Linked DNA regions of Homo sapiens: region 2 is linked to region 1. A link is a contact called in ENCODE Hi-C or POLR2A ChIA-PET data. All regions are on one chromosome and are shown on one strand. Each heading gives the region's core, a stretch centred on a gene start or an enhancer-like site at or near the end of the contact. The rest is flanking DNA. Distances are from core to core; before and after follow the strand shown.

Region 1 (3,305 bases), core at 552-3,051:
CATGCCTGTGCAGCTACGTATTATAATACATATTATTTTCTAATAAATTACTTTCCTATTTTTCTCCTTTATATTACAGTTAGGTCATTAAGTAGATTATTTATCGTGTATGTAGATTATATTACCTATGAATTTCATGCTGGGATTGTAAAGGAGATGTTACAAAATATAGCAAGGTGAATAAAGGAAATATATTGGAGTTTGGGTTGACAGGGCTTGGATCAATGATTAAAGGGAGTGGATGAAGGAGTCAGGTATAATGTGTTGATTTCTGGCTTGGGCAACCAGGTGGATGGTGGCGCCATTCGCTAATACAGGCAATACAAAAGGAATAGTAGGTTTAAGGAGGGAAATGACGAGTTCAGTTTTGGAGATTTTTAGTTTGAGGTGCCTTGGGATGTGGAGGCATCCCATGGGTACTAGGATATACACCTCCGGGTTTAGGAGATAGGCTCAGGTCACAGGCAGACTGGGAAGCATCAACATATTAACTAATAACTGAAGTCAAAGGAAGTGTGAGATGGGCCAGGGAAAATGGACAGAGGGAGGAGGTACAAGGCCAGAGCCCTGGGACACATTTAATGTCCAATATATTTTTTTTTGAGACAGGGTCTTGCTGTGTTGCTCAGGCTGGAGTGCAGTGGTGCAATCATGGCTCACCACAGCCTCAATCTCCTGGGCCCAAGTGATCCTCCCACCTCAGCCTCCTGAGTAGCTGAGACTACAGGTGCATGCCACCACACTCAGCTAATTTTTAAATTTTTTTTGTAGAGATAGGGTCTCACTACGTTGCTGTGTTTGGTCTTGAACTTTTCAGCTCAAGCCATCCTCCCACTTTGGCCTCCTAAAGTGCTGGAATTACAGGCATGAGCTACTGTGCCCATCAAGTGCCCAGTACATTTAAAAGCTGGGCGGAGGAAGAGGTCTGCAGAGGAGCCTGAGATCAAGCACCCTTAGGAGAAGAAACAAAAGTAGAGTCTGAAGTCACAGAAGCTGATGGAAGAGTATTTTTCAACAATGGGAGAGAACCAGTCAAGATTGAGATATGTGAGATTAGAAAGTGGAGTTATAGCTGGCCTTGGCTAAAGGCATTTCTGGGAGTGGAAGCCAGACTGGAAGAGGATAAGAAGTGGGTGGGGGAGAGCCGAGTATGAGCGACTCTTTCTGGTAAGTTGCTGCGACAGGAGATAATGCTGGGTAGGTGGAGAACACAGGGACCGGAGGAGCTGAGGCGGAAGGATGGAGAGGCTTAAGCATGTGTTAACTGCCACTGGGAAGAAGTCGGCAATCACGGAAGCTACCGGAGGGTAAGAAAAAATTCATTCATTCAACAGTTGAGCGCCTCCCACGCGCCCGATCAGTATGGCCGCCCCCACTTGAAAACACGCGTGTGGGCCGCCCACGTCTGACAAGTTAATGCAAGGCTTTATAGTTAGGGGAAAGCGGTTCTCCTTGAGCTCTTTCTCCTAGCAGTTCCGATTCCGACCCTGACTCCAACAGACACCTTGCGGGAACGCAAACACCGCTCGAATTCATGACCCCAATAGAAAACTTAAGGCCGCAACTAAGTAACGGATCGCTGCGAAGGCCAAACTAGCCACGCCAACGCCCCCACTGGAGCCTCCCCAGCGCTCCGCCCCCGCTCGCGAGAACAGCGGCGACGGCGCGAGAAATCGCTTTCTGGTTAGCTCCGCCCCTTCCCTTTCTTTGTTTTCCTGTCCGACGATCTCGCGGGAGTTAGGCGACAAATCCCGCGAGCGCAGACCCGGGGCTGGCTCTGCTGCTCTCGCGATATTTGCGCGAGCCTGCTTCCTTCTTTCCTCCCTTGCCAGTCCGCCTGTCTTCCTCCCCGTCTTCCCTGCCCGGCCTCCCCCTTCTTCCCCCGCTGGCCCCCTCCCCGGAGGGATAATATGGTCTCCGGCGATGGACGCCCCAAAAGCAGGTCAGTTTCGGGCCTCCGAGCTGGGTCTGGCAGTTGGAAACGCGCGCTGCCTAGGCGCCGAATTCCTTGCTTTTCTCGCCTGGAGTCGCTCGGCAGGCGCCCAGGCCCTCGGGGCTCGGGTTGTGCTCCCCTCGGGGCCTGCCTGCTGGGCCGCCCTTTGAGCCTAGGCCGCGGAAGCTGGGGCTCCCGATCCCCACCCTCCTGCGCGACACCCGCAGGGCGGGCCACCCCACCGCTGGCCTTGACCCGCACCCCTCTCTCTCCGGTGGCCGCTGCCTGCTGCCAGCGGCTTCCTGGCCCCCGTCAGCAACACCAGGGGCAGGGAGAGGCCCACCGTCTTCTCCTGCCCGCCCCCCATTGGCGAGCGATGAAGGCGGGGGCCTGCGTCTCCGTGTTCGGGTCTCACGCAGCTAGATGTTGATTCCACGGTCCAGCCTAAGGCCCCTCAGTCTCTCTGTGCCTCTGGAAGCCGAATGAGGGGCAGTCAAGGTTGAACATTGGTCAGTCAGTTCTCCGACCATTTATTGCACCGCTGTCTCCTCCCCCGTCCACCTCCCTCTACAAAAAAAAAAAAAGAGAAAAAAATACTATTCATTCTGAAAATGGGCTGTGCTTATGTTTTCTCCTTTTGGATGAAAGCCTTAACAATGTTGAGGGTCCTGGCCACCCACCGCTATGAGTCTGCACAAAAGATCTGAAGGTTCTTTTCAACCTCAGGGCTGCCTCCCCGCCACTGCCCCCTAGAATGTTGGGAGCTGAGGCACGTTTAAATGAGACCTCTGGATCTTTGACTTAGTAGTTCAGCTTCAGTTCGTGCAAAACCAGAAGACTTGTCTCTTTCGGGTAGAATATGCTAATTTCCTAGAGATTCTGTTACTTTTATTTTCAGTACTAAGCCCTGGTAAGGACTTAACTGAGAAGTTTTTTTGTTTTGGTTTATTGAATGCTCTGTAAAAATCCGTCTTTTAGTTTTTTTTTTTAATCAGTCCCTCTAATGTTAATTGTGGAATTCACAAATTCCTGTCTCTGCAGTTTTCAAGACATGTCTTTCCAAAACGTCCCCGTGGATTATTTAAATCATTCTTATTGTCCCTTTCCAGGTATTCTTATCACATTTCAGGAGTGAATTATCTTACTAGTTTTTACTTGACAAATTATGGTTTAGAACTATGCTTTCCAGTGTGGTGGATACTAGCCCTGTGTGACTTTAAATTAATCAAAATTAAATAAATTAAAAATTCAGTTCCTCAGGCACGATAGCCACATTTCAGGTGCTCAATAGCCACACGTTGCTAATGGCTACTTTACTGGACAGCTCAAACATAGAATATTTTTACCATTGCAGAAAATTCTATTGGATAAA
Region 2 (3,639 bases), core at 1,140-3,639, 1.5 Mb after region 1:
CTGTTATTCAAATCTCCTAACTGGGAGTTACAAATATCTCTGACTCTGCTCTTGTAGCTGTCAGAGCATAAAATGCCCTTCCCACTCTTTCCTCACTTCCAGACTCCAAAGCCTCCTCCTCAAAGTTTGGCCCCTCTACTTTGGACTACTGTTTTCTTCCCAGTTACTGCGCACTGACAGTACTTTTGTTCTCTCTTTCGGCAATTCACCATACACTTTCTAGTTTATTTATCTGCATAAAACTTAGTTCTCAACAAGACTATAACTGCCTTATGAACAGGAATCAACAGTTGAGAATCTTCAGAGTCTCCTATAACATCATGTAAGAGCTCACTAAATGTTTGATTTAAATAACTAGGCTTAAGAGTAATAGGCTGGGCATGGTGGCTCATGCCTGTAATCCCAGCTCTTTGGAAGGCCGAGGCGGGAGGATCACGAGGTCAGATCGAGGCCATCCTGGCTAACACGGTGAAACCCGTCTCTTCTAAAAATACGAAAACAAAAAATTAGCAGGGAGTGGTGGCCAGTGCCTGTAGTCCCAACTACTCGGGAGGCTGAGGCAGGAGAACGGTGTGAACCCAGGAGGCGGAGCTTGCAGTAAGCCAAGATCTCAACAGTGCTAAATGCATACATGGATTATCTTACTAAATTTTCATAACTCTATAGAGGTAAGTGCTATCATTATTTTCTCCATCATAGAGGAAGAAAGTGAAGCTCAGAATAACTTGCTCAAGGTCATACAGGCCTGGGCAAACCCAGGGCCTGAATCCAGCAAAGCTCTTAACTACCTCAGAACACTGCACAGTTCGAGCCCTGCAATACTACAGTCTATGAATGATTTCGATTTCACTAAGTTAGAAATTTGAATTTCAACAGAGACATTTTAGCTAAAAGGTAAAATTTTAAAGAGGATGAATTAAGAGAATTTCCCACAGACATCTTTATAATAAAATGAGGAGAAAAGCCTCCCATTTCCTATTTATGAAAGTGATATTAAGGTGTGTGTCACAATTTCATCAAGAAGTGGCTTATGACAATACAGCTTTGGTTTAGGTATTAAAATAGGACTCTTTTCTGCCCATAGGAGGACATGGAAATGAAGGATAGATGTGATAAATGTCAATTCAGAGCTCTGCAAAATGCCAGACTCAATTCTTGTTTTAAAATATCAGAGCCAGGGCTCTTGTTTCACCCTTGATTCTTCACACAAAACACCACCATCCTCTGACCTCTTCACACAGAGCAAGCTTTACCCCACTACCTAAAGGGGAGTGCTGATCCACATGGTCTCCCCATCCACGCTAGAAATTGATCCCAAACACCAACCGCTGCATAGACGTCGGCGACTTTGGTCTGCACCCCCCGAACTTGGTGATACCTCATCAAGCCAAACCCCTCCCCAACATCCAAAATGCCCAGACCAGCATCCGAAAGCTGGTCTCCTATACAAAGCAGAATCCCTGCCTACAAAGCAGTTTCCCACCTCCGACTCCTCCCCACGGCGAACAGCCCTTCTGGATCCAACCAACCCACCAACCCCAATAGGGCCCAGCACCCAGAGGGTCCACAATCCAGAGAAGGAGCTACAAGCCCTGTACTTGCAAGCCTCGAACCCCCAACTCCAACTGACCTCCCCTCTGCCAGAGCAAGACCACGAGTACCCGCCGAGAGCGGACCTGGCTGGCTACACAAAGCCAGGCGCCCGACCAGAGGGATCCTCCGGGACGTCCTCCGCCACCGGGGCGTCCCCGCCCAGCCCCGCCCGGCGCCCGGCGCTCACCAGCTCTCCTCCCCCTCCTCCTAGCCTGACAGACGCTCCAGGTCGTCTAGCAAGCCGCCCTCCCCCGCCGCCAGCAAGAAGGTGGCGTCTCGCAGCTCCTCGTTATTCGTCCGCCTCGGGTCCATCCGGCCCCGCCGCCCGACTTTGCGCTGAGACCCAAGGGGAAGCCCCGAGGGGACCCCGCGCCGTAGGAGGGAGTGGAGGAGCCGGCGAACCGCGATGGAGCCGGGGCCCAGCACAGCGCGAGCGGCTCCTCGGCTGTTCGTGCTGCTTCCCCAGCTTCTTCACCGGCACCTGCAGCTTCCGCACCTCCTGGTCCGCGTTCACGTTAGAGTTAACGTCCTCCATCCCGGCCCCGCTGCCTCCGCCGCCCGCGGCCCTCTCGCTCTCGCAGCAACAAGGGAAGAGCCGGAGGAAAGAGGCGTCCACGCCGCTCACTCCAGCCGAGGCCCCCGCATATAGCAGGGCCAGGCCCCGTCGCCAGGGTTCCCCCAGCGCGGGTCCCGAAGCACCGCTGGCCACAGATGAACCGCCTCCTCAGCGCAGGTCCGGGATTCGGGGAGGCAGCGCCAATATCCGGTCTCTGCAGCCATCTTCCCTCCGTCCCTCCGCCCACCGAGGGTCGGCCCTGTAGGTGACCTCAGAGCGTCGGGGATGGGCGTGGCCCCGTCGGGCGCTAAGAAGACCTAGCGCAGAGAGGACCGCCGAGCTCCCGACGGGGCGGGGCCAGGTGTGTGAGGGGCGGGGATTGGACCCGGAGGGGCGTGTCTGGACTGCCGGCGGAAGTGGAACGCGGCCTGACCTGCGACGGAAAGCCACTGCAAGCCCGGAGGCGAACAGAAGGCATTCCGCGAGCCGGGCTGAGTTGGTGAACACGGTCCTCGTTCACCCCGCCTATTGGTCTGGGCGTGTGGGGTATTCTCCACCCACTTATACGGCGTGTGGGACCGACGGGCCCGTCCTGCCCGGCTCCGGTCCGGATCTCGAGTAGGCGCTCAATGGGATTCGGGGAGACGTAGTTTACTTTGTTCAGCAAATATTTAACCGATGCCTATTTTAATGGGAGATTGTTTCCGCTGGCGGGAGCCTCAGAGACCGCCTGTGTCCTTTAAGAAACCCGAATTTCAGACAGTTAAGAGAGGTCTAAGGTCAAAATAATAATCATAATTTCTTCTTACTGGCCAGATACTATGCTAAGCCCTTTTTAATTTTATTATTATTATATTTTGTCACCGAGGCTGGAGTGCAATGGCCCGATCTTGGCTCTGCAACCTCCGCCTCCCGGTTTAAAGCGATTCTCCTGCCTCAGCCTCCCGAGTAACTGGGATTACAGGCGGGCGCCACCACGCCTCGCTGATTTTTGTATTTTAGTAGAGACGGGGTTTCGCCATTTTGGCCAGGCTGGTCTCGACCCTGACCTCAGGGTGATCCGCTCACCTCAGCCACTCAAAAGTGCTGGGATTACTGGCGTCAGCCACCGCGCGCCCGGTCGTGCTAATCACTTTGAAAGGCATTATCTCATCGGTTAAAACATAGTTTTCCGGACTTAAAAGTTTACAGCACACTGGCGCAGAAGATGGAAAACCGCTGCTTGCCTTTCTCCGTTTATTGACTCACATTCTGCTCTTTGGATCATTTTCTTCGGAAAAAGTTTTCCAAAGTGTGTCTTGTGTATTAAAAGTTGTGTATTAAAAGTATTTGAACACGCTGACAGATACTGAAGAATGCAGAAAATTGTATGAGTGTGAAAATCTGCCTTTACGATGTGTACTAGTGGCAGCAAATCCAAACAAAATTTAAGTGCTTTGTTTTGATCACATTCATTGGGCTTCAGATGTCAATTGTGCGCTGCTTTGGCT

The links. A loop is a pair of places that touch in the nucleus more often than their neighbours do. ChIA-PET counts read pairs that join two places held with the same protein, here RNA polymerase II (POLR2A). Pooled maps may share reads with other maps.
Region 2: a loop to region 1 is called in a map of CD4-positive, alpha-beta T cell, with 17 times the contacts of the local background. The contact joins the promoter of ST20 here to the promoter of IREB2 in region 1. A Hi-C loop is called at or near these places in 2 of 168 maps with a recorded cell type or tissue (CD4-positive, alpha-beta T cell and naive thymus-derived CD4-positive, alpha-beta T cell) and 6 of 50 pooled maps. POLR2A ChIA-PET finds 5 or more read pairs at or near these places in 2 of 52 experiments (CD4-positive, alpha-beta memory T cell and activated CD4-positive, alpha-beta T cell).

The regions. Positions count from the first base shown.
Region 1 is chr15:78,436,415-78,439,719 of GRCh38, forward strand. It overlaps IREB2 (iron responsive element binding protein 2), which reads left to right and starts at 1,802. Exons shown (of 22, transcript NM_004136.4): 1 at 1,802-1,942. The coding sequence starts at 1,924. RefSeq lists enhancers at 1,337-1,416, 1,487-1,546 and a silencer at 2,017-2,256.
Region 2 is chr15:79,921,363-79,925,001 of GRCh38, forward strand. ST20 (suppressor of tumorigenicity 20) reads right to left here and starts at 2,390. Exons shown (of 3, transcript NR_037653.2): 1 at 2,090-2,390. ST20-MTHFS (ST20-MTHFS readthrough) reads right to left here and starts at 1,730. Exons shown (of 4, transcript NM_001199760.2): 1 at 1,677-1,730. It overlaps ST20-AS1 (ST20 antisense RNA 1), which reads left to right and starts at 1,409. Exons shown (of 1, transcript NR_028330.1): 1 at 1,409-3,492. RefSeq lists silencers at 1,548-1,657, 1,678-1,747, 1,758-1,807, 2,428-2,577 and enhancers at 2,108-2,287, 2,718-2,767, 2,969-3,629.